2 separate regions of the Mus musculus genome follow, and region 1 is linked to region 2. Evidence: chromatin loops called from intact Hi-C (ENCODE). Cell type or tissue: left cerebral cortex. All regions are shown on one strand. Each heading gives the region's core, and the rest is flanking DNA. Links, peaks and the distances in the headings are about the cores only. Region 1 overlaps Sh3glb1 (SH3-domain GRB2-like B1 (endophilin)). Region 2 overlaps Hs2st1 (heparan sulfate 2-O-sulfotransferase 1).

Evidence for each region. Peaks named below come from ENCODE experiments on the same cell type or tissue, not always from the same donor. Only the 100,000 strongest peaks of a DNase experiment are listed, where the experiment ranks them.
Region 1: a loop joins it to region 2, with 3 times the contacts of the local background. A loop is called at or near these places in 9 of 42 quality-filtered maps.

Annotation. Positions count from the first base shown.
Region 1 is chr3:144,679,914-144,696,312 of GRCm38, forward strand. It overlaps Sh3glb1 (SH3-domain GRB2-like B1 (endophilin)), which reads right to left. Exons shown (of 9, transcript NM_019464.3): 8 at 11,987-12,215; 9 at 6,989-11,619. The coding sequence ends at 11,512. Among named protein-coding and RNA genes, the nearest start is that of Sh3glb1, 32 kb to the right of the region's middle. In left cerebral cortex, for the core only: a CTCF peak has its summit at 12,296 (motif pointing right); DNase peaks (open chromatin) are centred at 8,608, 9,967 and 12,307.
Region 2 is chr3:144,446,248-144,462,646 of GRCm38, forward strand. Hs2st1 (heparan sulfate 2-O-sulfotransferase 1) reads right to left here. Exons shown (of 7, transcript NM_011828.4): 3 at 7,705-7,790; 4 at 1,023-1,161. Among named protein-coding and RNA genes, the nearest start is that of Gm43707, 58 kb to the right of the region's middle. In left cerebral cortex, for the core only: a CTCF peak has its summit at 7,576 (motif pointing right); DNase peaks (open chromatin) are centred at 7,590, 9,371 and 11,067.

The DNA of each region.
Region 1 (16,399 bases), core at 4,633-12,632, 230 kb after region 2:
TCCCCATTCCCAAGGCCTTGCTCCCGGTGGACCATTAGATCAGTCTGTGAGGTTTAGAATGGACAGGGCCAGTGACTAATCCCTTCGGCAGCCCCCACAGGGCAACTGAACAGACAAGGCACGCAGGCACTAACACCCGCGCCGCCTGCTGTCTGAGGTCCAGGGTGCTTCTCCAAGAAGCCAGCTCCCTTTCCCCTTGTTCCTTACCTTACCTTGTATTTGTTCCCTCTGGGACCTGCCACAGTTAAGCGGGACCGCTCCTAGCTGAACCTTCAGTATAGGAACTGGAAACTCTCCTCTCTACTATGCCTAGCCCAGCTTAGCAGCTCGGGCAGGGTCTCTTGAGAGAAGATTTCTTAAAACACAGAGCACATTCATAAACTCCAAATGCTGGTGAGGCGCCCAGGTGCATGCACCAAAATCTTCTGAATCTATATATAATGTGCCTAAAAATTGATAGTGCAGCCAATCAAGAACCGCAAGGCATTCTGGGAGCCCCTTCGATTTCTCTGAACCCATTCCCACTCCTCACATCTATGCAGTGACGATATAGCAGGGAATTCTTATTCAGCTTGGGGCTTGGACAGTTTCATCCCTGTACATCTCATTCTGATTCCTGTCACCCCCACTTCTATTTATCTCCCTCTTCACCCTGTCTCCCGCCCTCTACAAATCCCTTTCTCACATTCACGTCTTTTTGAGTCATTTTGTGACACTGTGGGTTTAACCAGGGCAATCTGTGTGAACATGGGTTTAGAGCTCTCTATTAAGAGTCTGGCGAGTTTGGATAGATGGTATTTTAGGAACACTTAACCAACTCTTGACAGCACGCCACACATGCCGCCATATTTAAACTGGCAGCTATAGGCAGCCAGTACACTATGAGGCTCAAGCAGCTGAGGCAAAGGGCTAGAGACACAGCTCCATTGGTAAAGTGCTTGCCTTGCAAGACCCGCAGCCAGTACACTATGAGGCTCAAGCAGCTGAGGCAAAGGGCTAGAGACACAGCTCCATTGGTAAAGTGCTTGCCTTGCAAGACCCGAGCCCAATTCCCTAAAACTCCATGGGGGGGTAAAAAAAACCAACAAAACACACAGACAAAACCAAAACCAGGTGTGGTGTTAATGTACATTTGTAACCCCAAAGCTGGGGAAGCAGAAGCAAGTCCTATGGCTAAGTTACCAGCAAGCCTAGCTACTTGTAAGTCCCTGTATCAAATAAGTGGGCAGTTCCTACCGAATGACACACCCAACATTGTCCTCTTGTCCCGGTGAGCACTTGCATACATATGCACACACAGGAAAAATAAAATAAAAAGGAGGCATACAGAAGTCAATTGACTTTTTATAGTCCCACAGATGAGAAGAGTCAGAAGCAGAAACAGAGCTCAAGCATTCTGTATCCCAAGCCAGTCTGACGAACAACCTCTCTGGGACTGGGGGAGCTTTACTTACTAGGAGAGTTGGGAAGAAGACCTGAGACTGGGCGGGGGCTCTGCTGTGTAGTCAACTCTCAGAGCACATAGGTGGGAATCCCTCAAACACAGATGTATTGAGGGGTTAAAGTTAGGGTGGGCGTAGTTTTGGTAGTTAAAGGAACAGTAGGAGTGGTCATGAAGGGAGGTCTACAGCCATGGCAGTATATCTGATAACCTATGGGAAAACGAGAGGTGCTAGCATCCAGAGGAGAGGGAGGGATGGGAGGAACGGCTCAGGACACTGCAAGCATCAGGAGACTCAGGAGAGCTGAGCAGAGAGGCTCTTTATTAGCTTCAGGCTCTCATCTAAGCCAGTACAACAGTCTCCAGCCTACAGCACGGTACAAGGATGTGGTGAGATAACATGTGTGGAGCACTCCAGCAGTGGCTGGCACCTGGTTCATGCCATGGGACACAACTACTTTCTTTTAAATGACATACTCCTATCCTACTAAACAGGGCGGTGGAGTGCTCTACCGAATACTGAATGAACAAACAGAGCTCTCCCAACAAACACAATCCCAGTAAAATCACATAGACTTGGAGAGGCAGAGAGAACACTTTTCTATTCAGGTTGACTGTTGGAATGGACCCCTTTTCTGTCTTTTGGGAATACTGCTTGCTCATCAAGTTACTCATTAGTGACTGGTATAGAGAACTGAGGAAAATGCCAGGAAAAGGGTATAACACTTCAGTTTATGGCTGGAAGTAGTTTGTGTTTTTCCAGGGAAGCAGTTTGAAAGGAGAGACAGAAAGAAAGCCTTATTTCCGCAGGCTTAGTTAAACAGAACGTTCTTCAAGTATGAAAGGACATTCCAGCACTAAGCATACCCTTAGCCCTTCATTGGCTTGTGGACTAATGATATGAACTCTGAAGCCCAGCTACACGATAATTGGTTCTTCATGCCTTGACAGCTACGCCGAGTCACAGCATCCTAACGAGGAAAGACCAGACACTTGACCTTGAAGTGCTGCTGGGCACTGGATGATTAGACCCGATACCATTGAGATATCTTACTTAAGGAGATCATATGGGTGACAACACATTTAGTGGTCCTGAAGTGAGAGCCAGATGTCTGACAAAGTTTCACATTAGCTATCCCCAAGTTTAATAGGCCCAGAGTGAGAAGGGGGTGTGGTGGGCCAGTGGTTGGCTTCGTGGAGGACGGTAGATGAATAGACCAACAGGGGAAGGGGATACTCATAGAGAAGAGAACTGACTTGGTTAAAATGTCTGTAAGATAGCAGTTATGTCTGAGTACATTCATATGTTGGCTTGTAATAGTCCTGTGGTTTATGGTATTTAGTCGAATATAGGGGATAGTCTAGAATATTGAATTTATAGTCATGTTTACATGCTAGGGGAAGATATCCATGACCTTCTGATTCTAGGGGCTGTATTTTAAAGAACCTCTGACTTAAACCGACATTGATTGCTCTTTCAGATGTGGCAGTTAATGAGGCCAGCAGGTCCCCTGTTGGCTCAGTGGGCTGTAGGTATTTTTAGTTTAGTTCATAGTTAGGGGCAACACATTTTCTGCTTCATAAACAGTTTCTAGGCCATCAGTATAGAAAATAAAGAGATATTGGCCATGTTTTATGGGCATATAGAAAAAATGTTTTGAAACCCTGACTAAGGCTGGGGCTCTCAAGCCACCAAGGTGGCTCAGTGGGAAAAGATGCCTGGTAGCAACCTGACAACCCGAGTGCCATCCCCAGGAGCCACCTGGTAGGACAGAATTGACTCCTACAAGTTGTCCTCTTACATCCACATGCATGTGTCATGGCATACATATTTCTTCATGTGTGCACACATGCAATTAAGTGTAAAGAGAGAGACTGGGCTGCTGAGCTGGAAACAAGACCTGGCTCTGCTGCCTTCTCTCAGAATGGCTCACGACTCTCTTATCTGCAAAGCAGGGGCAGACATGCCTTTCTGTTGGGCTCAAGGAAGATAGTGTTCATTAACTGTAGGCCAAATGTTAGGAGTACCGTGTGTTATCAGTATTTTCGAAGGGAATCCTGAAGGCCCTGAATCCACAGGATGCCGTGCCACTGTTCATAAAGGCTCATTAGAACCACTACCAAGTCAGCATGGTGTGTGTCCAGTTCCTCTGAGGGGAGGGCTGGGTCCGGGTCCGTCCTGGTTGAGAGGGATTCCCAAATGTCTCCTGGTTACTTATCAGCCCAAACATTCTGACCGAGCAGCTTTGTAATTTAACATATAAGCAAACTCACCCCACCCAACAGCCACCACTAGAATTGTGCATACTGTTCCGGTGAGTAAGTGTGGTTTAGTTTATTATTAAAACTTGAAAAACTTGGGCTTTTCTCAAGTCTGTTGGGATACAAGAGCGTGAAAGACGTTCGTGATCTGATTTCTAACATTTTCCTTTTATCAGCGAGGAATCCTAGGGCCTATGAGCTTACGTGAATAATTTGCCGTATGAACCACATATTTAAGTTCTGCGGGACTTGCTGTCTAGTGCTCTCTAAAAGAATGGGTTATGAGAAAGTGTTCTAAACTCACCATTATTTTAGAATCCTGCATGTAACTCGTTTATATCCAAACACCCTGTGTTGAAGGTAAATTCATTTAGTTTTCCAGGGTTCCATTATGAAATGAACTTTGTTAGGAAGGTTCATGGGGTACAGTTAGTCCTGTTATGCACGTATAATGAGATTTCTTTAGAACATACCATGCCATTATGTGTGCTTTGAGCAATTCCAAGCTAACCTGATCATGTTTCCGAGCTATGATTTAGCATTTTGAAGCTCAAACTCTCCCACTTGGTTTTTCCCCGTGTAGAAGCAGATCTGGACTGTTTTCTGAGCAAAGTCTCACCCCTCTTCTAATAGTTCTCTTTTTAGGAAGTGAGATGATTTTTATAGACAGATCTCTGTGGTGTTTTGAATAGGACTGGCCCTTGCAGGCTCATATATTTGAACACTTGCTCATGAGGGAGTGGTACTAAGTAACAGGAATTAGGAGGCATGGCCTTGTTGGAGTAGGTGTGGCCTTGTTGGAGGAAGTTTGTTACTGGGGCTGGGCTTTGGGGATTCAGATGCTCAAGCCAGGCCCAGTGTTTCTTTTCCTACTGCCTGCCAATCTCGATGTAGAATTCTCAGCTACCTCTCCAGCACCATGTCTACCTGTGTGCTGCCATGCTTAGCCAGAACAAAAATGGACTAAACTTCTGAATGTAAGCTAGCTCCAATGAAATGTTTTCCTTCACAAGAGCTGCCTTGGTCATGGTGCATCTTCACAGCAATAGAACACTAAGATCATCTCAATTACTTTTTTTTCTAAATATTGCCATTATATCTATGGTGAAAGTATTGGGATGTGTGCTTCATATGCTCATCAGAAATCTTAACCTCAAACTTTTGGCTGTCAAATTGGCAGTTATGAAAGGGACATAAGAAATTTCCCTGTGAATGGTCCATTTCAGTACTTTAGAAATGCTAATGGTGTTACTTAGAAATGAGTAACTATTTATGATGTGCAGGTTGTGTGAATTCTTTTAATTTGCACAACGGTGGCCCACCAGGTTCTACACACATCATCTTCCCTGAGGGTTTGTAAAGCCCATGCTGCTGTACTCCACCTCTGGATTTCCTGATTCTGCGGGGATCAGAGAGTTTGGATTTCTAAGACATTCTCCAGTGGTGCACTGCTGGCCAGGGAGCTGTTTCAGAACTACCGCATGCTTCACACCAGGGAGGCCGGGCCGTCAGTCTGCATATTACTTGTGAAAACAAACAAACAAACAGGAATTAAGGTCATATAATTTGCCTCAGACATAGGTGGTAATAATGATAGGTTTAAAAAAATTTCTTGACTCTATAGTCTATATAGTATTCCAAAGTCTATAGTCTTACTTTCTGTGCGGAGAGGTTTTAGCACCAACCTATTCTGTCTAGACAGAATAGCAGTAGTGCTATGTTGTAGCAATAGCAGTTGGGATGGATCCTAGTAATAAGGCTGGTCTCTATGACTCCCAGTGTTGGGTTCCAAATATATTAAAAAGTGGATGTTGTGATATGTTCCTAATCAAAGCCAGAGTGCAGGGGAGAATAATATACTCCCAAGAGAAACTCCCTTATGCGGATAGAAATGGACAAGGGCAGTGTCATTCCAAAGGATGTGGGACAAAGGGAACCCTGATGACATGGCTGCAGCGTCCACTTAGGACATTTATCTTTTTATTGATGTTTACTTTTGGTTTTAATTACATTTCTCCTCTCCCTTTCCTTCTTCCAAACTTCCCATAACCCCTTCCTGCTTTTCTTCATTCATATCTTTTTTAATCAACTGTTGATGCAGTGTATACATATATATATATGTGTGTGTGTGTACATTGGTATACACACACACACACACACACACCTATATATCCCCAAGTATAACATGTTATAGAGTGTCACTTGTATGTTTTCAGGGCTGACCATTAGTGTGCTCCTTCCTCAGGCCCACCTCTCCCTGCCCCTGCTTTATTTAGTTGCTTCTAGTTCTTTGTCTAGGGTTGAGGCCTCGTGGGCTTTCCCCAGTTTGGCATGTCTGTCATACTGGTGACCATATGGGCGGTCATATTGGTGAGACTTTACGACACAGCTTCTGATGTTACTATGAGGCACAGTCTCACAGCAAATTTCCCGATCCTCTGGCTCTTACAATCTTTCTGCCTCTTCATCTGCAAGGTTCCCCGCGCCTTAGGAGTGGGAGTGTCTCATAGATGTATCATGGCATTTTTCTTTCCTAGCCATGCTGATGAAGGTGCTCTCCTGGGAGAATTAGGTTTGTGTGTGTAAAATTTAAGAGCTTCTGTACTTTGTGGGAGCCCTTGGTGCTCGGGCCTCCCTTAGTCTTAGGCAGTAATGAGCAGGCAGTGCGGGTGTGGGTGTGGGTGGTATGCAGCAGGTATGAAGGGATAGGTTAGGGCTCAGTAGGTAGTGTGCGGGCCAGGGCTCTGTCACTGTGAGATTGCTAAGGCAGACGACTCTGATTAGTGTGTGTTCTTGTATGGGAGAAAGAATGAAGGAGGTGTCACAATGACTGTGTGGAGCTTGGAGGACTTTACATTTTGTTCTTGGCAGCTGCATATGGTAGGTTAACGGGTACATGAGGACACCAACTCAGGTCCTCAGGCTTGCAGACATTTCACCAGCCCCTCTGTTACTCTTTCATCAGCTAGAGAAAGAATGCTACTAGGTAATTGAGGAAAGAGTCTGAGTGCTGGGAAGTAACTCCATTTCCGTCAACAACATCCACTACCACCAGCTTCCACACCCACTTCTGTACAATGCCAGGAGGGTCAGCTCTACCAACTTTCAGCCCACTCCTCAGCTTCACTGCCAGTGGCCAGAGAAACTTGAGGTCATCAGGGAAGGACTGACATGGATGGTGCAGCGTCCCCACTAGCAGGTGGAGGGGAGGACTGCTCATCTGTGGACCCAGGCACATGTAAGCCATGTAGCACTTGAGGAAAGAGTTAGGAACACAAAGAGCTAGCAGCACAGTGCTCTTCAAAGCAGTTTATTAGTGAAAAACTGGAAACCTAAAAATTCAACAGTAGTTTAACAAAATGTGGCACATATGAGGAAATATCATGCATCCATTAAAAAAGATGTAGACACACATGACACAGCAAGATAGGCATGGGACTGTTGAGTGAAAAAGTTACAAAACAGCATGTACAATTTGATCCCGTTAAAAAAATCTGTAAGTGTGCAGAGAGCCTGGAGGCCACCTCAGTCATAGCACTTCTCTGATAGTGGAACTGTAGGCCATGTTTTATTTTTAACCTCTAAAATTTTTCTTTTTGTCAGCATATTATGACTTGTATTAATAAAAAAGCATTAACAATTCTTAAAAAGTCTACTGTCGTAGGAGTTAGATTACAGCTTAGGGACTGAGGTACAGAGGTGTGCATACATTAGTCTAATACTGCTTCACTGGTTTCTCAGGGTGTCTTGAAGCTAAACCCCAGTTCAAAGGCACTGTATGGAAGTATGGTGGTTAGAGCTCACTTTCTTTAGAGCTGTGATTCTCAGCCTGTGTAACGCTGTGGCCCTCTAATACAGTTCCTCATGTTATGGTGACCCCAACCGTAACATTCTTTTCCCTGTTACTTCATAACTGTCATTTCGCTCCTGTTACAAATCATAATGTAAATACATATCTGTGTTTTCCGATGACCTTAGCCGAGCCCTGTGAAAGGGTCATACGACACAGGTGAGAACACTGCTGTAGAGGTAGGTCCACATTCCCAGACTCCTGTCACCCAGGCCCTGCTCTTCTACGCAGTCCTCTCCTCACTGACACTGACTGTATCCTTCTACCTTCGGACCCACTTCTTAGACGGGTCTGAAAGGACCTCAACCAGTGAGGGTGGCGGTAAGGCTAACAGAGGCAAGGGGAAATGTTCAAGTGTTGTCAATCGTTGGTGCCTGAGGGTGAATGGCCACTTCTGTCGGCCCTGCGGTGGTTCTTACAACTGACTACCGCAGGGCCATGCAAATGGCTTCCTGGACAACTGTGGGGCCCTGCTTCCAGAATTTGGCTCAGTAGGTTTTGTGGGGGAAGACACAGGTATTAGCATTTTTTTCCCTTTTACCCAACAAGTATTTATTGAGCATATAAGAGCCAAGCTGTGTGCTAAGAGTGATTTATGATTAACAGAATTATAGTCTCTATCTTAGAAAGGCTACATTCTAAAGTGACAGTTACATGCTAAATAAATAAATTATAAAAATAACAACATAATTACAATTAATAGTTAGAACACAGTAAAGAAAGTAAAATTAGGTTTTTGTCTTAAAACATTTAAAAAGCGGTCACAGGGAAGATTAATGCTACTAATCCACAGGCCCGTGTAGACAAAAGTATAAATAAGGTAGAATATTTGAAAACAGCAATTAGCATTTTCAACAAGTTCGCAGCAATGCTGATACGGCTGGTTTAAAGTCTCGTGTGAACTTTCCCTTACGTCATAGTTTTATGATGTGACAGGGAGGGAAGCACACAGGGAAGCAGAGGGCGTGAAGCAGATCTGGCTGTGAGCCGAGCTCCCCTCCACAGCTCTTCACTCTGGCTTGTGCCACTAGGCAGTTCATTGCAAAGTTTCAGGTGCTGGGACTGTGTGACAAAGCAGTCCTCTGTGAGAGCTCTCTGCATAAACAAGTCTGTGCCACCCTCTCTCCTCCCCGCTGCCACTTCTCCTCAGAACCATCCTTCCTGACTAACACTAGCTTCCTTTCGCTCCTGCTTGAAGGATGGGCTGTGGCAACCTGGGGATGCTGGCTTAGGCCTTATTTTCCTGCTATGAAGGATGGGCTGTGGCAACCTGGGGATGCTGGCTTAGGCCTTATTTTCCTTGTTCCATCGGAGTGAGGTACATTCTCATTTTAGGAACCTCATCTCCTGCAACACGAATTTTTTTTTTTTTTTTTTGATTAGCACCATGAAAAAATGTTTTAACTATAACCATGTGGGTCAGATTCCTTTAAGGACAAAGGTAGTTAAAATCCACTTCTTTTTCAGTTTGTAGAGGGCCTATAAACATCTCATTTATTATTTTATGAATATATGTACCCTCCACTCATTAATGTGCTACTGAATTATGCTCAGGCGCCAAGAGTTTATTTAAATAACTTTGAATTACACCACGAATTAATGGGTTTTCTAAGAGTTTTCTTCTATGATACACAATTTCCTTGGGCCTTTACGTGAGCAAAAACTAAACTCATAACTTTAAGTCAAAACCAAAATTAAAGAAAACTCCCAACCAAACAATAAAGCTCATGAAAACAAAAAAATGAAAACAAAAGAGCAGGCCTAAAGATTACGTTGGATCGATAATAGACAAAGGTACAAGGAAAGCGCCTTTGCTCCTCTTAGCACTACAGCCTGGGTGGGTCCTCTTGTGTCTAAGCGCATCTTCAGTAACCAGCACTCCTGCTGGAAGCACCGGGTCCTGCTACAGAGCTTACACAGAGGAGCGTGTGGGGCAGGGTGAGGGGTGTGGGCGGGGTGAGGAGTGTGGGCGGGGTGAGGAGTGTGGGCGGGGTGAGGAGGCTCTGCTCGGGTTTCCGGGAGGTGGAGAATGGGCTGAAGGGGGCAAGCACAGCACAGAGGTCAGACATGTTCCTCACTGCCCATGTGTCAGGGACTGAAAAGGACATCTGGGCTTACAGCATATGTACTATATGCCAGGTCTTTGCCTAAAAGCACAAAACACAAAGTAATACTTGTGGAATAGTCTCCTGCTAGGTAACAATGCTTATTCCCATTATACTGATAAAAAATGGCAGCTCTAAATCTGAGTTGAACTCCAGGGAGCCCAATATGTGAGGATACAAACCAGAACCAATTCAGTCCATATTTATATTTTCTCCTGCACTGATCTATTTCCCATAAACTGAATTTGCTGAACTGAAGCTGCTGTTTAAAGTCACCCAAATTTCTATAGTCCCTCAAAACCTAATTTTGGACAAATATAACAGATGGCGCTTTAGGCTATAAAACTTCCTTTCTGAGGAAGAAAAAGAACAACAAACCTCATTCACTTGATTCCCTAGAACACTAGCATCTCAGTTGTCTCTGGAGTCCCTCAAGTATGTAACTCAAGTGTAAGTCAGAGTCTTACAGAACTAGAAAACTGCAGAGGAATTTATCTGACTGCAGAGAAAGGGGTTTTTAATGCTGAGACCAAGAACCAAGTTTTCCATGTTTACCAAGCTCTTAACACAAATGGATGCTTTAAAGTGCTATTTAAATAGTACTTTAGGGCTCAAAAGTTTACAAGACTCTGTGAGTAAGTGAACTACACCTTTGTACTCCGCTACTAAGGTACTCTGGACAATTTTATGTTCTGTTGGTTCTAGGCCCAAAACAAGTCTTTCCTTCTACGTGGGATTCTACTTCTGACTTCTCAGACCCAAACCAGGTAATTCCTAAACACAACACTTTTATTTCTTCCATCACAATATCAATCCTGTTAGAGGTGTACTTAGTTGATCAACAAAGTACCTGGCCCTCAATAAATGTCTTTTGAATGGATGGATGATGAACGAGTGAGACATGAAGACCTAACCAAAGAATTCCTCAACTGGCAATTCACAGCAACGTTTGCTGATGGATAGCATGGTCCTCACAGCAATTCTCTAGTTCCAAATGTGTCATTAGCAACCTCCAGAGCGCGCGCCACATAACCAAAGATCCTGCTGAAGACAGACTGCATCCACTGCATGACTTGGCCTATAATGAAGGCTGTCGCACCAATCTGTATTTTATACACAATCATTGTTCAACAACAAATCTTTACTGTAGTGTAGTATCTTCTCAATGGATGCAATTCTGATTGGTCATCAAATTTTGGCAACTGAATAATCTGAAGATTATTCTTAGTGAATGAATTTGTCCCCAGTGTTCTGCAATCTTAACAAAATTATGAAATAAGGTAATACTTTTCAAGACTCAGGTTTAAAAGAAACTATCCAGTAGTGTAATAAACATAAATAAACCAAACCCAACCCAAACCAAGCAAAACTCCAAAGCCAAGAGACCCTAGTAAGGCCTAGTATTTAAGTCATCTGATTCCTATTGGGCAGCAAGGTAAAAAGGAGTTTTTACTTTATTCTTTGGCTATTGTATCTAATAAATGAGTCACTGGTATCATGCACAATAAATTTATTTTGCATAAAAGAAAAAGCTTCCTGTTAATGAAAAATTCAGTAGAAAAGAATCCTTTCATTTTTAAGTTGGGGCTCAAAAGTAGAAGTTGCTTGTTAGTAAAACCTCAGTAGAAAGAGAATTGTTTAAGAAAACACTCCTGTCATGAAATCGCTAACATAGATTCTGTAATGAAGGATTAACCATGCAGTTTTATTGGCAGAATGGCCAGTTTCTGATGGCTTATAATTTTTCTTTTTCAGTCTCTTATGACATTAACATTGGAAGATATTTAAACCTGCTTTAGAGTTATTTATATAAATATGGTGTTGTGATGGGTAACCTCTCGTGGTCTCCCTGTTTAATTGAGAAGTTCTAAGTAGGTAATTGGCACCTTGCCCTTTTGATTTCCTCTCTCTCCCATTAGCCAGTCGGAGTCCATTCCAACGACACTGAACACAGTGATTACCTACAAAATATAATATTTCCAATTATTAACTATATTAACATAGGCATATAGCAAATATCAGATTTACATTAAATGTTTAAATTATTCACTATTTAAAGACTTAAAATATCCATTTAGCTGAAAAATTATGGATTTTATCAGTGGCAGTTCTATATATAAGTAAAACGTGTAAACATTTAAAACATTATTTCTATTAATCTAATATATAAAATAAAAATTTAAATTGTCAATATTAACAACTGAAATTCATGAAACATTCATAATAAACTCTTTCCAAGTTACAGTGAGAAATTTACATTTTGCACTAATATTAGACTAGGTATGTTTGTCTATGATCTAATTTTCTTCCTGGACAAATATCACTCACCTCATCGGCCAGGAGTGACAGTTCAGTGCTATTTGCAGCATCATAATCATAGAGGACCCTAGCCTTCCTGTTGTTGCTGGATTCTTTAAGGTCATTGAGGTTAGAAGGACAGGTGATTACAAGGCTACCCGTTGAAGCCTGGGCAGAAGGACCAATTGCATTTGACAAAGCATATGGCACTGGTGTCCCAGAGGTCTGATTGTTGTTAGAAAGATAATTGGATGGAAAACTGTTGGAAAAAAAGAAAAATAAATAAATAAAAAAAGAAACTTTACTTATCTCTCTTCCAGTGATTAAAGTTCCTCACTTTCACCACTTGGTGTCACCAGTTACCAACTTCCTCATTGGAAAGATGTCCTTTAGTGAGGAAGTATATGGTCGCTTTTCTCTTCCCTCGAAGGCAGTACTCAAATACTTCAAAGCTGTCTCTCCTTACTGACTTAAATTTAAAGAACATTTTGGCTAACACTCCTCTCTGGGGTATATATGTGTGGATGTTTATTCTTAAGTATATACATTCCCCCCCACCCCCCCACACGATTAATCTCTTTTCTTCTCTGTGAATTGTTAAAACAAAGAAAAGCTAAATAGTAGGTACTATTGTAAAAGTGAAGTTTCCTTATTTATTTATTTTGGGAAATATTTGGTTGCCTGAGCTTTGTCATAAAGCCAATATATCACATTTTCCTATCAGGAACAGGTATGTACTGTCTAGCATGTTCAGCATTGCTATTTTAAGAATAACCAGTGTTATGATTACTTTATGGGCACAAAGACCTAGAGAAAATGCATTCAACTTAATTTATTATGATTGATAGTTGTGATGAAATATAAAACTTAATAGGAGAATATAGCAAATTTTACAAGGTAATTTTTCTATTAATTTTAAAGGAAAAATTAAAGCCCTACAATAAAGAAGTGACATAGTGTAGAGTCTCCAATGCGTTTAAAGCTGCTTGTGCGGTCCGCTTCCTACTGAAGCAGCAGGCCTGTGTGTGCAAGCAGATGCTCTTCTACAGAGTCACATACCCTGCCCATACTTATGCTTTAATCAAGCTAGTCATAAAAACATGTGAGGCCTTTTATCTGTTAAGCAGTACGAAATTCATGCCTCGGAAAATAACATTGTCCTTACATTTTTTTCTATTTATTTTACATTATGTGCATGAATGTTTTACCTGCATGTATGTATGTGCACTACACATTCCTGTTGGATCCCCTGGACCTGAGGTTACAGATGGATGTGAGCTACCATGTGGGTGCTGGGAATCTAATTCAGGTCTTCTCAAGAGCAAGTTCTCTTAACCATTGAGCCATCTATATAGCCTGACAAAATTTTCCTTATGACCACTGTCCTGCCTAGAACCAGTCAGCCACTAGCAACATGCCCTGCATGACTCATGTTTCTGTCTGACCCTGCTCCTGTCTGACTGCAGAGGTCAACAGTGCAGGGACCGACCCTATGTTTCCCATTTCTACCCTTCCCTAACCAACTCTCTAGACCTTCACACCAGTCTCCCATATATTGTCCCATCTTTTGTTGCAAACATTTGAAGATGTTTCATTGCTAAAATATACTTCCTGACTAAGTGGAATGATATTATATATAATTCTTGGTGATTTTAATAGCCATGCAAGACAATTTTTCCAAAACTTTAGCCTCTTATATTCATGAACTTCTGTGTTGATTCCCACCAGGTCCCAGCTGCTGCCCATCCTCAGCCTCCCACCCATCTAGACTTACTAATCTCAGAAAATGCAAGGTGAAGCAGCATAGTTTCTACTGTCTTCTTTATCACATTTCCTCTAATAATTCCACTTACACAGCCTGCCAGTACCAGGCTAGCCTTCCTTTGTGTCCAGAGTGAGTTACGGTAACCACGCCATGCCTGCACACTCTCACATCACTACATTCACTTGGCAAATTCTCCCCAACACACGGGCTCAGTACTAGTGCAGCCACTGTGTTGGAAGAAAAAGAAAAATCTCTGTTGCTGTCTTATACTTGTGAGTAAAACCCCTTAAACTGGTCTACAATGCTGCCTGGCATTGTACATTAGGTCTAGGAAACTCACGTGTTTTCCTGGTGACCATTTTATAGCCTCTCATTTACCTTCAAAATGCCAGCCATTCTTCCCAAAGCCTTGCAGCCAGATGACAGACTTCGTCCTTTTTAGTGAAGAGGACTAATAACAGCGAGGGAGTGGTGCCTAGTCTCCTACTGTTGATGGCTGCCTGTATTTTGCGGCTGATCCTGTTGTAGGTACAGAACTGTGTCTTGCGGAGACGAGTCTCGCAATCCCTCCCTCTGTCCGATACAACCATGTGCTCTCAGTCTAGTCCGTCCTTCTCCTCTACCTGGGAAGCCACTCACTGCTAGCTCTGGATTTAAAGGAACAAACCTGCAGATGCTCTTCCCTTTGGCTGTGTTTTACAAAGAGCTACCTGGAGCCTCTGCTCAGTCTGTCACAGTTCCTCTGCCAGCATCTCAGATAACAAACGCCGCCACCACTGTCCTGCCAGCTGCTCTTGTTGATTCAACTCTCTGTGCCATGATTAGGACTCTAGCACTCTCTCTAGCTTGCCACCTTACCACAGAGCCCAGACTTACGGAATCTTTATTTTTAACAAAAGTGCTGAAAGGTTAAAGCCTTTTAATTACTATAAAAATAATTTAAAAAAATCACTACCTGTGTGCCTGGTTCTTGCTTCCTTATGACTAACAGTGCCCATTCTGTGTGGTGGTGAAGATAGCAAAGTCTATGAAACACGCAGGACGTGTGTGGGGAGTGTTTGGGCACAGCTTTAGCCCTTACAGAAGTGACAGAGTTACTCAGCTGCTACTATCAACACAGCTATCACAACATGCCTTTTTTCTCTAGGAATAGCTTTGGGCTGGCTAGTGCAGTCTGGATGCTTTCTTATTTGTTAAGGTCTGCATAGTAAAACCTAAAGGAAGAAGTAACTAACTAGCTAAAAGGTTCATTATGTTGCCAGGCTGGCCCCGCCCGCCTGGGTCTCACTACAAGCCTGCAGGCATATGCCCTTACATCCCACCCTCTCTTGGAAAAGGATCTTGGAAGAAACTAGAGGGTTAACATTCCCTCTACTCCTGTCACAGTAATGCAATCCTTTGAAGGTAGAGAGGCAAGACGGACTTTCTTCTCTAGGACAGCACTGGTTCTACTCTGTAAGGTGCTTGCAGAGTACAGTGATGCGGCTGGGTTTCCATGGCCGTGTGCCCAGGACAGCATAGCTTAAGTATGTACAAGTACAACCCGTCTGCTCCACTCGCAGAGTCTCAGGGCAAGTGGGAAGGAAGTGTTTAGGTTTCTCGGGTTTAAATTGTTCTGCATTCAGACATGAATACGATTACTAAAACACCAAGTATGTAGAAATGTAAACCATGCAGGTCTACCAGAACACTAATTTGTTAGTTTTCTGCCAGTTTATTCTGAAGATCCAAACTTAGCTTTGTGATGTTGCCTAACTTTAGAGTGGACCTAAATCTGAAGGATGACTGTGCAGGATCAACACTCTCTTGTTAAACTGTAAGTTCTGCTGTCTTTCCTTCACACGTCACTGCTCTTGCTCAATGGTTCTGTGAGTACCTGACTCCTTACTACAGTTCACTTTTATGGCCATTCATGCTGCAACCCAGTCCACACCTCCAGCCGCATTCCTTACCCACTAAACCACTGCTCTCACTAGAATCAAAGTATTGTCCATTACCCAAACTCCCTCGCTGCTTCTCTCATCTCTCCTGTATCCTGTCTGCCTGTAACATTTATCCGTGCCTTGTGCATCTATATGACTCTCACTAAAATAACTCCAGCTGGGAAACTCATCTGGAGTCAGCCGGGCCATAATTAGATGTCCTCACTGCACCCTGCTCCTTCTACCACTTTACGTGGCTGGTCTATCCATGGCAGATACTCTTAGATCCTACATACATTGTTAAAATGTCACCTTACATATAAGCTTCCCCAAGGCAAGTACCCTGGCTTGTTTGCTGATGTAAGTCCAGAATACATTTGCGACCTAAGGCAGGGATTCTATAAATATTTAATAGTTAAATGATTCAGTTATGTGCTTTATATATCATTTTGCTTTAAAGTATATTACCATATTCAAAATAATTATGTAAGGGGCGTGGGGTCTTCGGACTATTCCAAAATTAACAAACATGAATTAACTTACCTTTAAGAATAAAGTGTTAATGTAGCCATGTCTATCTTCCTCAACAAACAGCAAAAGTATTCAGTAGTAAGAGAGAGGTTAAGCCTCAGTATCTTTTTCAGGTAACATCATTTTGTGCTAGAAATGCTAAAGATGTTACCTCAGAAGTCTGATAATAACAAAAAAGGCAACTGTATGCAAGCTAACAGAATCTTTAACTGTTCTAGAAAATTT
Region 2 (16,399 bases), core at 3,304-11,303:
GAAGTGAGTAACTCAGCTCAGAAGCCGCCACGGCAGAGGTAAGGTCAAAGTTCAATCTTAACTGTAAACAACGGGGATTTTACTGAGCAAAAGTATGAAGCAATAATAAGTTCCAAGAACATCTTAGGTAATTAAATACATTTACATTGTGTGTGTGTGTGTGTGTGTGTGTGTGTGTTTGTGCGCGCGCGCGTGCGTGCACATGCACCGCAGCAAGAGGCCAGTCCAGTCCTTCCACTGTATGGGTACCAGACAATGGACTCAGGTGGTCAAGTACCTTCAGTGGCTAACCCACCTCTCTGCCGTACCCCGGAAAATGTTTGAGCAAAGGAAGCTATAAAGGTGTTCCACTCAAAGAGAGCAAAACCACTGTGGTTCTGAGGACTGGACTCTGGTGACACCAGGAGGAAACGATGCAGAAACCCCGGGTCTGTACCTGAGATACTTGCTGTACTCGTTACTCTCACACTGCCTGAAGCTGCCTTAGTGAAACAATTTCATAAACTCATGATTACAAGGAAATGTAGACTGCCATTTTAAGACTAAGAACCAAAGTATATGAAAACAGGTTCACTGATAATGGCCTCCTAGAAAATTGTTGGCAGGTGTAACGGTCAATATTGATTATCAACCTTTATCACCTTGTAGACAAAGTTTTGGCTTTGTGGCGGCACCTTCAGGGATGTATAACTGAACATGTGTAGCAGCGCCTCATAGTGTGTGTGTGCGTGCGTGCGTGCGTGCGTGCGTGCGTGTGTGTGTGCGCGCGCGCGTGCGTGTGTGCAAGTGGCGCCTCCTCTGGCACACGTCTCTTCCACCACACATCTCCCCGTCCCACGCACTGTCTCAGACCGCTCCTCAAGCTGCTCCTGTCACGGTGCTGAGAAGAGTGACTTACAGAGCAGGACTGCGAGAAGACACGCACGCAGTCACAGAACGCGGCTTCTGTACAGTCCTGAGCTCCTTCCAAAATGTCCACAGTAAAGGAGGCGTACACTTAGGACCAGCAGCAAGCGCGTTACCTTTTTGTCTCCTTGTTTCCGTCTCCTTAATCCTGGTCTGTAATCATCTCCAAACCTCAGGAAGTAATAGTAGGAAACTAGCCTCTCAATAGGGTCCCTGATGACATTGATATAAATTGGTTTCTTCTTCACACCGAATCTGAAAGAGCAGAATGCCAGGGGTGGGGTTAGGACTCTCATTAGTTCAGGCACGGCCTGAAATTATATGCAAAAATCTAAAGTACTCATGGTATACAGAAATAATAAAATAAGTGAACTAAAATAAAATTGAGTATGTGAAGACTGGGAAATATTTCATATTCAGGATGCAACAAAGCAAATAAAAATAATTCAAGAAACAATAGAGAATATCTACCTATGCCCTCAAAGAGTAAGGAGGTGTCCTGTCCTGAGGGACTAGGCCTAGCAGACACCCTGGAGGTGAGTGCAGCCCTGGCGGCCCTGGCAGCCCTGTCCAGCCACACTGTGCCTCAGCGGCATATTTATGCCTCTGTTTATTGAGGAGTTTAAGCAGCCACACAGCCTATGCTGAGACCAGATCCCAGGGAGCCTATCACTAGTGTCTCATTCACGAGTCCTGTGTGGCACTCAGACACGGACACATGTCCCACCCATCACTGTGTATCCCGGGAACAATTCAAACGCCATGCAGCCTTTAGAAACCATGAGTGCCATCCTATGGGGTCACATTCACTGTGCCTGACTTGCCGAGGCGACCTCGGAGACCTCCTACCATGTAATCAGTAGAAACTGGCAGGTGTCCCGTGCCTGAAGCTGCATGTACTGTACCAGCTATAAGGGTAGCTGCCCAGCTTTCTTAAGAAAGCTGCCTTCTATCTGTTAGTACCACCCCACAAGCCTCATAGGAAGATAACAAACGTTGATTAGCTGAAATAGCAGTATCAACACTACACTGAGACTCTTCTGAGAACCAACCAGCCTGAGACACACATCTTCGGACTCAACGCCAGGCAACTCTTCGCCTGCAAAATGGGGAGGAGGATGACCTGCCCGATGCACAGCAGCAGTGCAGAGAAGTGGAACAACCCCTACCAAAACCCAAGGAAATGGACCTGACCTCTGCAGTGCCCATAGAAGACAGCAATGCGCTGGGTGGCTGTCCTGTGTCCAGGGTCTCCCCTGTCTATTCACCTGGCAATTCTCAACTGTTTTCCTAAAACACCATCTGTTAGTCATCTGCTCTTCAGAAACCTGAAATAAATCTCGTTGGTAGCTGAAATCAACCCCAAATGTCTGGGATTTGGGATACAGCTTGACTAGCATGTCCAGGGCTCTAGACTGCATCCCTAGCACCATGAAAATAACAATGGCGCCAACCGCGCCCCAACTCCTCAGTCATCGTACATTGGTTGGTCTTACATCTTAGATGCCACCTTATTGTTTTCTTGAACTCTACTCTAGGCAAGCTGCCCGTCCACCACATCCCATAAGCCACTCTGCTCACCCGTATCTACGATGCTGCTCTTGGCTGGCTTTTCCTCCTATTCCCTTGCTTTTCTGGAGCTAACATTTTCCTGGCAGCAGAGACAGTGCGTATCGGTGAGCTCTGATGGCTAAATACTGACGGCAGCATGTCAGGGAGACAAGAGGAGGGTACCAGGGCCGGGGCCAGAGGACGCACACAGCCCAGAGCCACTTTCCACCAAACCATCACTGATGTTACATACAAGGGACACATGCAGATATGTGGTAAGGAAAAGCATTCTGAGAAGAGGGAACCCTAAGAATGAAGGTCTTGAAGATTCTAGTGCTGGCTGCTTGGAGAAAAAAGAATTGGCGGAAGCATCAGGGAGAGTACAAGGTGACATGGCGATGAGAGGTTGGGAGGCCTTGGGGAGTGCAGGCATGTGGGCCTTGCAGACCGCTCTAAGCATTCATTTTTGTGAGTCACGTGTGAGGTCACTGGAGGATTCCAGTAGAGAAGTCCGATGATTCATCTTTTCAGAGGTGGGTGGCTACTGTTTCAGAATGAAGAGGGTTGTGACACACTCTTGTGACCCCCAATGACCACTGTGTAACAGTGCTATTATTTGTCAGACACCTGCGGTACCTGTGAGCTATTAGGCTCAGTAAAAATCAACTCTGGGCTTGTCTTGCTAATGCTTGCCCCAGCTGCACGATGTCTTCTGAGTGTCCAGAGAGCAGCAACCATTAAAGAGGAAACGAGTGTTGTAGACTGTGTAGCAAGTACTGTGACCTAAGGAGTAGGGGAGGCTACAGAATGGCTGTGGCTGTTGTGCATCTGTCTGGGACTTTATCACAAGTGCGGCCATGGCCAAGCACACAGGGGCTAGGAATTAATTAGCTGGGGTGGACAGACTATGGGATCTAACCAGTCACGCTGTTTTGTGAGAGAACATCCAGCAATACACAGGAAACACTTCAGCTTAGAGACAGTCACATAAGAGAAGCTGCAAGGAGGGAGAACACAGGGCACGGTGGCATCCTTAGACGGCGGCCCTTAGACGGGCTCTCTGGGAAACTCCTCTATGTCCCATTAGCTGTGAGCCAGACCTCACTCCAGAATGCTTGCACTCTTCCTTGTCTCCCTAGGCTTGGACACATGGACCAGGGGGTGGGGTAGCAAACAGGACACAGCATATTACAAACCTTTCTCTACTCAAAGTACAGCTGTCTGACAACATTCTGGGTGTTATGTATGAAGCAAAACTTTAATGAGATGATCAGTGAACTCATTCTGAAACTAGGAATGGACCATTACTTGTACCTGCGGAAGGGTTATATAGGCATAAAGAACTGGAGGCAAGGGGTTGGAACAGAAAATGGGCACAGTAAAAATGGCATCTGGGACACACAGCGCAGCCGAGTAAGAGACAAAGCTAACAGGGTTTACCGGTTTAACCTCTGCTGACTATACAGCTTATATGGGGAGAAAAGCAAGTTCCATGGTTGGAGACTCTTCCGTCAATCCTGGCCAGGGAAGAAGGGTAGAAATGTATTTCTGTTCAAGGAGAGTAAACTACTGACCGGCAAGAATGATCCCCCTGGAAAGAGGAGTCCACTTGGTTGGTGTGAGGTGACAATTTTCCAACACATTTACACTTACATCTACCTGCCAGCCCAGCGGGCTCTCTAGAAGACACTTCAGACATCTATGCATGTCAGCTATGTGCTGCACAAAAGGAGCAACACTAGAATCGTTTCCTTACCAGCACACGTGCATAGCTGGAGGAAATAACCAAGAACAGCTTTAAAAGCCCGGGCACACGCAGGGCATCTGCAAGGAGCCTAATCTACTGGCTGGAGTCTCAAAGAGAGGCAATGGGGCTGGAAGGAGACAGCCTTGGGGAAAAACTGCATTCCGAGACTTCTGCAGTGCATTAGATTTAGTGCCAATCTTTAAACCATTATTGTTGTTGCTGTGCCGTGTGTGCTGTGCTTGTGTGAGGTCAGAGAAACTGCAGAAAAAGCTTCTCTCCTCACACGTGGGTCATGGGGACAGGCGCCTTTATCCCGAGCCTTCTTGCTAGCCATTCATTTGGCTTAAGTCTGGCGAGAAACAGTCTTATGTCATATCTCGTGCTGTACATATTTAGGTGGGACTCTTGGCCACAAATGGCTCATACTAGTGGCAGACTGCCTTTGCTTAGTTTCAAAAAATGAGTGACTTGTTGGCATCTGCTCGTCTCACTGATAATGATGCTGTGGTATCAAGGACAACTGATCTATTAGGGCAACTCCTATTCAATAAATGCTACTGATACATGAACAACATACATTTATATAGGACCGTTATAAATACTGTCTATTTTAGTAAGGCATAGTCTCTTCACTCCAGAAAGAAAGGGGGTTTTGATGAACCTATCCTTAGTCAAGAACTACAACTATTCAATTTGATATTAATCCTGGCATCTTGAAAATGTCCACCCTATATAAAGGAATGTTAAAGTCAATGGCATTAATTTGTCATCGCTCAACTCTCTGAAGACTGCTTATCACTAGGAAGAAAACAAACAAGGACTGAGCACTTAGAGGTGCTTCAGGAAACCACAAGGCTAAAACAAAGGGCACATGATAGAACCCCAATCAAAGCCGCTAGGTAAAAAGACATTTCTCTTCTTCTATCCTAATACTGTAGAGAAAATACAAAGGCAGGACTTGATCGAGACGTCTGTACTAGAGTGTACAAACACAAAGGATCTTTCACTTGTTGTTTTTCCACATTCTTTCCCTGAGTCTCCAGAAAACTCAACTATGTTTCAATTTTTATTATCTGTCTAATAAATTGGAAAATTAAACATCTTTCCCCCCCCCCACGAATTTACCATTTTTTCTAAGTTACAGCAAGTAACTTAGGGAATCACACCGAGCCAAGGACGCAGGAACCTGTACTTCCTTCTCTGCCCTTTCTTGAGACCTTCTTTATTTCATGTGTAAGGTGTTTTGCCTGAATGAATGTCTGTGTACCATGTCTGGCTGTGAGGCACAACGTGGATGCTGGGAGCCTGACCCACATCCTCTGGAAGAGCAGCCAGTGCTCTTAATCACCCACATATAGTATTTTGTGTGTGGTGGTACAGGGACTGAGTAAACCCAGGGCTTCTATCCTAACTAGGTGACTATTCTACTACAGAGCCACAGCTCAAGAGACATGTTTTTACTCAAAAAATCATTTAGCTGTGTTGTGCATTTGCTGTGCGTGTGAACACAGGAGTACATGTGTCACGGTGTACGGTGGTCAGAGGACGATCTTTCCTGTCATCCTTCCTTTCCCACTCCTTTGAGACAGGGTTTTACTGCTGCTGCCAGCAGTCACTGGCTGGTGAGCCGCCTCTGTCCCCTACATCTCTCCATGAGTGCTGGGACCATATGTAGATGCCTGAGCTACATACCTGGTTTCCACATGGGTTCGAGGGATTCAAACCTGGGTCCTCACAATTGTGATCCAAGCAATTTTACCCATGGAGCCGTCTTCCTAAACCCTCACTTTAAAATGTGAGATAGGATCTCGCTAAGTTGTCTGGGCTGGCTTCAAACATGTAATCCTCCTGTACCAGTCTCCTTGGTAACTAAAATTACAGGTATACGCCACCACACTCAGTTCAATAACATGTTTTGAAGAATAAGGTACTCTAAATTGGCAAATGATGTTTCTCTCTTCCTTCCTCAATCATGGAGTTTATGACTATCAAGCTAAGGAATGGTCACATCTACAATATTTCTTGACTGTATACAGTAGAACACATCAAACAACTTCCTCTAACTGATTCCATTTAGCTATTTATTTAAAATTGTCATTCTATTAAAATTTTTACAATATATTATTATTTCCAGTAACATGAGCCACTATGAAAATATTCAAACCCAGTGTGGCTGTCAGTGTTTAATAAGATTATTCTTTAAAATGCTTTATCCGTTTCAAGTTCAAGTACCTCGGTGAACATCAGAGCCTTGTTCTACATACAAGACTGTGCCCAAAGCCAAGGCACTCAATGTATAACTTTAATAATGAAAACCTACAGTATTAGAATCCAGGCCATGTAGAGAAAGAAAAGCCCCAGACCACTAGGTGAAAGGTAAGACACTCTGAGTGAAGGGTAGCGTAGCCCTCAGGGAACACGCACATGTGAATGAAGTCTAGGAAACTGGTTCAGGGCCTCTGCAGAGAGAATTTTTAGTTTATTTTAAAGCCGCCTATAAAATGCTTTCAATATTGCAGTATGAATTATTTATAGAAAACTGTACACTTAACTTGAAAGTTACAATGTTACTAAAAGATCTTAGGGATTATGAGGGAAATCAAGATATATCACTTTATTGTGTAATATTCAGGCAATTCTTTAATTATATGATTTCCAGAGAAGCTAGGATGTCCCACTGTCTGACCCTACGGCACGCTGTTCTGTCCTTTTCCTTTTCCAACCTAAAAAGTGAAACCGAGACAGAGCGAGCTTCTCTTAGAGCAGACACCGCTGCTAAGGTAGAACCAGGCTGCGCATGCCCACTGTGGACAGTCACTTTCCGTCGTCTCTGAAGTCAGCAGAGGGTTATCAGCAGAGCACGTGCGTGTGGGCTTTTATTGTAACAGCGCCATGTGCTCCATGGAGAATGTTCAAACGGGTCTTATGTTTAGACTATTCCTTTTAACCAATTTTCTGATTACTCTTTAAAGATGCAAGGGCTCCCAAGGGGGCCACAGAATGCTTGAACACTGTGTATTCTGCAGTCTTTTGAACTTTTCTTTAAGAGAATTAAGACAAAATTACCGTGACTTATACAATCATATTCAAACATAAAAGAAAATTCTTAGTTTTTAAAAAGTCTCCCCTTATATCTCATAATTTCAAAGCTGAAACACAGTGGTTCGAGGAAAAGCATATTAGGGTACCAGAAACTGAGGGGGGTTTCTCTGTTCTCTGTCAGTGACCTGGTGAGCCCATTTGACTGACCGCACACTCGTGGAGTAATCAGCCGGCCTCCAGTACAGGTGAGAAACTGCCACAAGTCCCTAACATAACAGAATGTGAACTGTCATAATTAGCTCGAGACGTGTCCTTTTATGACCACTAGAGGGCAGTAAAGCACTGGAAGGAATATTTAAATCATCAGTGTACAAGTGGCCTGTCAGTGTGTCTAACACTGCTCACAGGCAGAGGACAGACAAAGCACTCTTCAGTACATCATTCTGGATGCTACTTACTTTGCAAAATCCAAGTAAGAGATGTGTCCGTGATAGAAGCCTGGCTTCATCTCGTTCCAGGTGGTTATGTTCTTCACAAAGCGCACCTAAAAGAGGAGGACATTCTCATTACCTCACTGCAATGGAAAGAAAGCAGACTCTGTCATCAACAAAAGACCTCCCACTCAGGAACGGGACCCAGTCCCCGCATTCATGGGGCTGGAAGGCCAGTTTGAAGTAAGAGCAGTCAGTGGAGTCTGAACGCACTACTTTACCACGGCCATGACCAGTGCAGTATACACAGTCTACACAGGGCGGGAGGTGGACGCAGGGGTGTACTTCACCCCCATGAGGGCAAATCATCACTGCCATCTTCACTGCGTTACAATCAATAAGAGATAAGCGGCTGGCACAGCTGCAAGAGACTTCGTGATGAGCTTGTCTGCAGTGGGACGAGCTGCACGAGGTACAGATGAAGGAGGGATACACAGATGGAAGGAGGGCCGGGGAAAGGTGGTATTTGCCCCTTTATCTTTGCACCTTGACAGAGTTCATTTATCTTATAGCTGTCTGCACCGCTGCAGCCGCTGCTCCATTAGAACCTGGGTTCTTCGGGCTTCAAACTTGAACTGACGGTAAGTTGCTCTTCAGGAACTCTCCAGACCTTCAGAGCCAGACTGGGGCTCCTGAGGCCCTGAGCCTTGTGCACTAGGCAGTTTCAGGGTTCTCTGTGGCTTCAGTGTGAAGGTAGCCCTTGTTGGACTACCCAGACAGCACTGTGCAAGACATTCTAACACTCGCTCTCTTTTATAAGGTTACTTATATGGACGCGTGTGCATGTATCTGCAGGTTTCTATACATATATGTACAGAAGCCATAAGATATGGAGCTGGAGATATGGGTGATATGAGCTGCCCACAGGGGGTGCTGGGAGCCAAACTCAGGTTATCTAAAGAACAAGTATTCTTAACCACTGATCCCTGATCCACTCCAAACCACTCCCCTTAACTATAATGCACATCCATAATACAAATGTAAAATGTGTGTGTCTTCTTTCTTCCTACTGTTTCTCTAGAGGACCCTGCTGTCTTCCTTAGGCTTTCTATTGCTGTGAGAAAACACCATGACCATAAGCAAACACAGGAGAGAGGGTTATTTCACTGACAGTCCAGCCTCAAGAAAAGTCACTGAGAGAACAAACAAGGCAGGCACTGATGCAGAGGCCTGAAGAATACTACTTCTTGGCTTGTTCCTCATGACATGTTCAGTTTGTTAAACAGTCTGGACCACCTGTTCAAGGTGGGCTTTCCCTTTCCCTGCAGGCCAATCCTATGGAGACGTTTTCTTTTCTTTTCTTTTCTTTTCTTTCTTTCTTCTTTTTTTTTTTTTTTTTTTTTGGATTTTTCGAGACAGGGTTTCTCTGTGTAGCCCTGGATGTCCTGGAACTCACTCTGTAGACCAGGCTGGCCTCCAACTCAGAAATCCGCCTGCCTCTGGAGGTGTTTTCTTAATTAAGATTTCTTCCCAGATGAGCCAACCTTAAGTCAAGTTGACATACAAATAGCCAGCACACAGAAAAAATACACCCCCTATCAAAAATACACACTGAAAAAGCAAGCAACATTCCAATCTAAAGAATTCTTTCTGTGTGCATATGAATACATGTATTATACAAGCAGAGATTCATACCCCTGGCTAGCCTCACGCCCAGCACATCTAGGGTGACGTCACATTCTTGGTCCTTCTGCCACTGCCTCCCAAGGCCTGGGCATACAGAGTTCCACCATACCAGCTCATTCTATATATTACATATTTTCTCTGACACAGCATTCGAAAAGCAATCACTTAAAGGACATTCTTCTTTATACCTCAGCAAATTGAAATACGACTAACAAAATGACTAAAGATGATTGTAAGATTTTTAAAGGTGGATATATAAGCTTGTTCAAATAAAAACATATAAGCTAGTCAAGTATCTAAAATTCTCTTTCAATTTTAATGTGTGGGTTTGTGCAATATAAGTGTGACTGCGGGTGAGTACAGGGTCGCCCCTCGCAGAGCTGGGGTTAGACTGTTTCGAGCTGCCTGGTGTGGGTCAGGGAACTGAGCTGAGGCCCTATGAGAGAGCAGTGGGCATCCTTGGTTGCTGCGGCAACGCTCCAGCTCCCAAGCGCTTCCTAACTTCCTGGAATTGGAAGTATACAAAAAGCTAACATGAGAAATTCTGTAAGTGTCCATTAATTATTTTTTTAAAAAAATTGAGAAAGAATTTTTAAAAAGAAAACAAGTAGTTAATTTAAACTGTTTGTGTGCCAGCAGCTATACAATTTCTCTGTACAATAAACAACAGCTGGTCAGGACTCTCTTCTGGAGACTAGACAGACACAGAGGGATGGCAGGGCCCACTCCTCTACACTGCAGGGAACCAAGCTGCAGCTTCAGTCCCGGGAGGCAGAGCCTACACTTACAGTGAGGTATCAGTCTTTCACCAACATTTAGATCTGAATTACACGGACCTACTCTACAGCACTGACCTCAGGCTACCAGCATTACAGCTGCTTCCTACAGAAGGCCTGCTGTGGGTTAGGGACAGGACAGATGCAGTCATGCGCTAGTGTGTCTGCTGGGAAATACAGTTCTGGGACAGTTTAGGTTTAAGGGGCTACATTATTGGCTGATACACTGATGTAAATGGTAGTGACACTATGAGCCAAATACATGCAAGTGTGTGTATGAGGTATTGTGTTCTTTCCTATTCATTCTTTCAATTCAGTACTAGGCAGAATAAAAATACAAAATAGTGAATGAAGAATAAACTGCACGATGACATGAAATGTACTTGTTATTGTTAATTATGTTGGGTCCTATGAAAACCAACTACAGTATTTCTAACCAAAAATAAAGAGCGGCTGGAGAGATGGCCCAGTGGCTGGAGCACAGGTTGCTCTTTCAGAGGAACCTGGTTGGGTCATCAGCACTTACATGTCGGCTTACAACCACCTGTACTTCTAGTTCCACGGCATCTGATGGCCTCTCTGGCCTCTGCGGTCACCAGCCATGCACATGCCACATAGACATATATATATGCAGGCAGTACATCCATACACACATGGGGTGGGGGTGGCAAAGAGGTGATCATTTTCAGAGCTTGAGGCATACTCAGAAACTCAGCTTTGTTTTCCAAAGCCGGGATCTCCTGTGGACAGGATGGTTCAGGAGGGAAATGAAAAAGGTGCTAGATTAAATTCTACGGAAACGCTGCGGCAGACTGCAAATGTCAGACAGGACAGAGCATATAAATAGGGAGTGGATGTGAGAGACTCACAGAACTGGGAGTCACGTGAACACTGCAGGCACCCTTTCTTTCCCCCAAACGTTCCTGAGGATGGGCCACATGGACGTGAAGCATCCTGAGGGTGACTGGCACATCCCACCTGTGTCCTTTAACAGGAGGGGAAGCCCAGGAGGCTGGGTTAGATTGCTGTAGGCCTCTCAAACTTCAAAGTGCAAAAAACAAACCACCTAGAATTCCTGTTGAGACAGATAGCTACACAGCAGGTCTGAAGCAGTTAGTACCTGGAATTCTGCATTTCTAATAAGCCTTCAGGAAGTGGTGTCACTCATTCCTGGACCAAATGAAGACCACTGTTTCAGAAGATGTGGGCTCAGGAGACAGCTCCTAACCTTATTAACATGAGGCTTCTTCTGTGGCCCTAACAACACAGGTCTGAGGGCTACAGAAACTCTTGGGCACCTTGACCCTGAAAGCCAGCAGGGTTTGCAACAGGCACCTGAGTACTGCAGTACATAAAACAGGCACCTGAGTACTGCAGTACACAAAACAAAGAGGAGGCTGAAGCAGTGACCCTGGCTTCTGCCACCGCTCCAGCGATGCCTGAAGCGCACTAGATGCAAGCATTTCAAAAACGGTTCACAAATTAAAGTTACTTCCAGCTGGACAGAGGAAGAGTTTCTTAGAGATGAAGAAAAGGCAGACTATTATGCTATAAGCAATCTTGAACTGACTAGCAGAATCAGAATTTTAGAGATGGAAGAGATCAAGGAAATCCTATAGCCTTCACTTTTATAAAGACACTGAAAACCATCAATCATTTGCCCATGCAACTAGCTAATTATATGGGTGTTTGTGTGTGTGTGTGTGGTTAAAGGAGGGACATTGGACACAGTCTTGCAGACACTAGGCAACTGTCCCATCAACTCAGCAACTCTATCCCCAACCTCTCCACTTACCACAGAACAACTTCAACAGAAAAACAAACAAGAAGGACTTGAAGGAAAAAAAAAACAACAACAACAACAGACATCACTTCCCAAGGACTAAGAAGGACTTAGTGACAGACTTCTTCCTAGCATATGCAAAGCCCTGGGTTTAATCCCTGGTACTATGAAATCAAAAGGACACCAATGGAACTTGGTTATAGAAAATGTCAGATTTTGCTCACTTCTATGGTAATTCCTCAGCAATCGAAGATTCACCACTGGACTGGGAGTATAAATCAGGGAAGAGTGTGTCTTAGTTTGGGTTTGATTGCTGTGAATGGACACCATGACCAAAGCAACTCTTATACAGGCAAACATTTCATTAGGGCTGGCTTACAGTTTCAGAGATTTAGTCCATTATCATCATGGTGGGAAGCACAGTGGCATACCCGCAGACATGGATGTGGAGAAGGAGCCGAGGTTCTACATCTTGAAAAGAAAGGCAGCAGAAGGAGACTATGTGCCATACTGAGCATAGCTGGAGCATAGGAGACCTCAAAGTCCACCCCCAGTGACACACTTCCCCCAACAAGACCACACATACTCCAACAAGGCCATACCTCCTAATGATGCCACTCCCTATGGGCCAAGCATTCAAACATGAGAATCTATGGAGGCCATACCTGTTCAAACTCCCACAGATCACTAGCTAACCATCTGAGACACCTAGGTTTGACCCCTAGCATTCAAGTAGGTAATTTTCTCCCTCGACAGTCTCAAAGCACTGTCGCCATATTCTTGACTCCTTATGAGCTTACCCATCCCTTCCATCACAACTTGGCTTCCGATCCCCTACGATCACCACGCCGCAGCCCCACAGACGGACACTTCAGCACTCATCGGGGCTTGTTTCACTGTTTTCAGTCACTGAGCAGTGAAACCAAGAGACCAAGTCCAGGTATCTGTGTAGGACTCTAAGCTTTACCTAAACTTACATTACAGTTCAGGCAATATCTGGTGGATTATTACTGCTTTTAAATTCCCCAGACTGTTACTTTTGAGCTCTTCCAGATACACAGGATCTCTTTTTCTATACAACGTGTTCTGGTCAGCTTTCTATTCCTTAACAGATAACTCAGTCACTTTCCAAGGGGGAAGTTTATTCTGCCTTCTAACTTGGAAGCTTTAGTTTATAATCAATCAGTCCTGTTGTTTTAGGCCTGAAGTGACCACAGTGCACCCAGAGGGAACAACAGCTGTTCCTGTCACCAGAAGCAAAGAGAAAGAAAATCTGCAATAAAGAAAAGGGGCTGTGGCTTAGCTTCTCTCCAGCGCAGAGGAAGTGTGAGTAAACGAAGTCTCAGCGCAGGGCTTCACTTTCTCCTCTGGAAAGCACCTGGGATACGCAGGAGTGCGTTTATGGCCAGACCTCTCATACACCCTTCCTCAAAGCCGGTTTCCATGGAGATGCTGTAAGTAAGCCTTTTCAGAATGGCGGTTCTGAAGGCTTCCCTTTTAAAATATCGATTGAGCCACTTTCCCTCTCAACCACGGTAAATGCTCATCTTCTTTCTTAACTGTCTCCCTGTCTCCAGCCCACTTCCATCCGCTAACCCGTCCAGTCAGTTCCTGCATCTGTCATTTTCGGCCTCTCACTCCTGCCCTGCATGTTTTGTTTTCTTCTGGTGTTCTGCCACGGGGATGTGGCCCACAGGAACCAGTACACTTCACAGACTCTGCCTTGCATGCCAGGTGAAGGGCAATAAAACCCAACAGCATCAGATGATTTTGAGGAGGCTGAAAGCACCGGACACTGGCAAAGATAAAAGAGAGAATTCAGAGTTTCGACACTCTGATTGAAGCGTGCTATCAAGAAGGATGGCTCAGAAGGAGTAGTTAGATACAGTACATGAAAATAACACTTTTATGGCTAGCCTGGAGCGGATGCTAAACTATGACTTCTGTCAGGTTGTATAACTCCAGCAGAGCTGGGCTAGCAAGTAATCACAACACACCTCTAGGGAAAACATAAGCCGTGGAGGTGGGGGGACATGATTTATTTACTTGCTGAATCAGACCTGAACCAACACTAAAGGAAAAAGCCAAGACAGCACCATCGCAAGAATGTTGGCCTCCATTCTCAGTAAGCTCAACTCTACACTGATATCCGAGATCACAAAAGAACTCATTTCCAGTATCTGAAGGAGTAGGAGTAGTCCTGAATGCCCTGGCCTACTTCCAACTCTGTAATTACTATCTATTGAGATGAAGACTATTATTAGTTTGAGTAATTACTATACACCAACTCCTACTGATAACTTTACTTTAAATAAATATTTCTTGTATAGCCACAGGCATATTTTTTGAGTCTAAACCAGGGAGAAGATTTTCTACACTAAGGGGAAACGTGATGTGCAGATAAGGAGTAAGGAGTTGGCCTCTGGCACACAGCCCTGGGACTGAGGTTCAGATCCGAGCTGCTGTGGGGGGTGAGTTCTAAATCACTCAAGAGGGGGAGGTAAAGTCTCATCAGCCAGAGGGTTTACTCTGCTTATAGCTGTAGCCATGGCACTGGGGACAGCTAGGGACCACTACCAAAATCTAGGCTGGCTGATTTGCTTATACACTCATCAAGTAACAAAAATGTATCAAGTACCTTCCATGCCTTGGTCACTATTCAAGGCATGTGGCATGAGGTATACAGTGGACAAACAATATGTCTGCCCTTTAGGGGCTTACACTACAATAGAGGAAAACAGGGAGAAGCCAAACTAATATGCAAGGTAACTGAATAAACTAACCAGTACTAGGAGTGATGTGGTCCCAATACCTTGGAAGTGGTATTTAACTTAACACAGGATGGCTAGGCCAGGTCCAAGAGCCTGTCACTGAACAAGAAACACCAAACACATAGCATGAAAACAATTGAAGAAGAAATGCACTCTACAAAATGGTAAGAACAGATGTGTAGGAAGGAGAACGGCTTGTCAGGGTTGATGAGCTCAAAGGCCGTTTCATCTACTGGGTGACAGCTTGATGCAATAGTTAAGAGCTTCCTTAGAACCGGTGTACTGGCCTGGATAAGAAATGTGAATACTGTAGGGAAAAGCAAGAACATTAATTTAAAGGTAAGTGAAACTTTCCAGGAAGATCTTAACATGCAAGGTCTTTCCGTCAAGTGCAAGTAGCTTCCTAAGAACGCACATCAAGCTCCATTTCAGTCCAGCGCAGTAAGAGGCTGAACTGGAACCCATATTTAGCTTATATAGTATAGGCTGCAAAGGGTTAGCTAGCTTGTTGCTCTGACAAGTATCTGTGGCACATCGCAAACTATAATAAGCTCTAATAACAATGAATACAAGACAGCTTGAGAGTAAGTTAAAGAAACACACACAGAGAATAGATTTATATTATATGTGGCCCGCTGGGGCTAGATACTTGTAATGTTTAAACCAAGACTGGTCACATAAACTTAAAAATATGAGAACAGCACAGATTTAAGAAAGACCACATACCTACTAGGAACAGCCACAAAATATTCTCTAAAGTCAAAACGTTTTTTAACTTCCTTTAAAAAAATCTATTTTATTTACGTGTGAATGTTTTGTCTGCATGTGTCTGTGTATCACATGTATGCCTGGTGCTCAGAGATGCAAGAAGAGGGACTGGGATCCCTTGAAACTAGAGTTACAGATGGATGTGAGGCACCATGTAGGTGCTGGGAATCAAACTCGGGTCCTCTGGAAGAACAGCCAGTGCTCTTAACCACTGAGCCACCTCTCTAACCCTTGACAATTCTTTTTATATCATCTAAATTAAGGGTCACCTCAAAAACCTAAGTAGCAAAAGTCACTTCATTGTAACTACTTAATTTCTTGTGTTGTATATTCTATTAATCTCCTTCAAAAACCTTTCTTCTTCTCTGTTCCAGCTGCTTCACTCCAGAGAGGAGGCTGGGCAGACATCCCTGCATACACTACGCCCATCCTGGGCAGTAAGGGCAGTCGGTAACAGCCTTTCCACTACCCAAGTAGAAAGAGTACGGTGCCAGCACCCGCAGACCCTTACCTAGACTCTGTTAGGAGGGTGCAACTGCTGGGACATGGCCTCTCTCTCTACGTCCAGACATACTACTGTTCTCACATATCTGAGGATGGCACACATCCACACTTGATTCTGAAATGCCACACCGTGTTCGGTTTATGAACAAGGACAGTTATAGATCACACCGCGTCCTTGCTGTCTGTGCCCCTCAGTCTCCTGAAGCCTGACTTTTCAACCTAGCACTGTCAGGTTGTTTGGTTGTCACGACACTTAAACTTTAGAAAAGACAAGGAGAGTTGTTTTGCAGGAAGTTCTACGATATGAATATGTGCTTTCTTTGGGTTTCGTCACATAAAACATTTCAGTGAGATTATCATACACTGATGTTTTAATAATCCTCAATTTCTGGCTCTCTGTCTTAGACTCCCAAGCAAATACTAGAAAGCTCCTT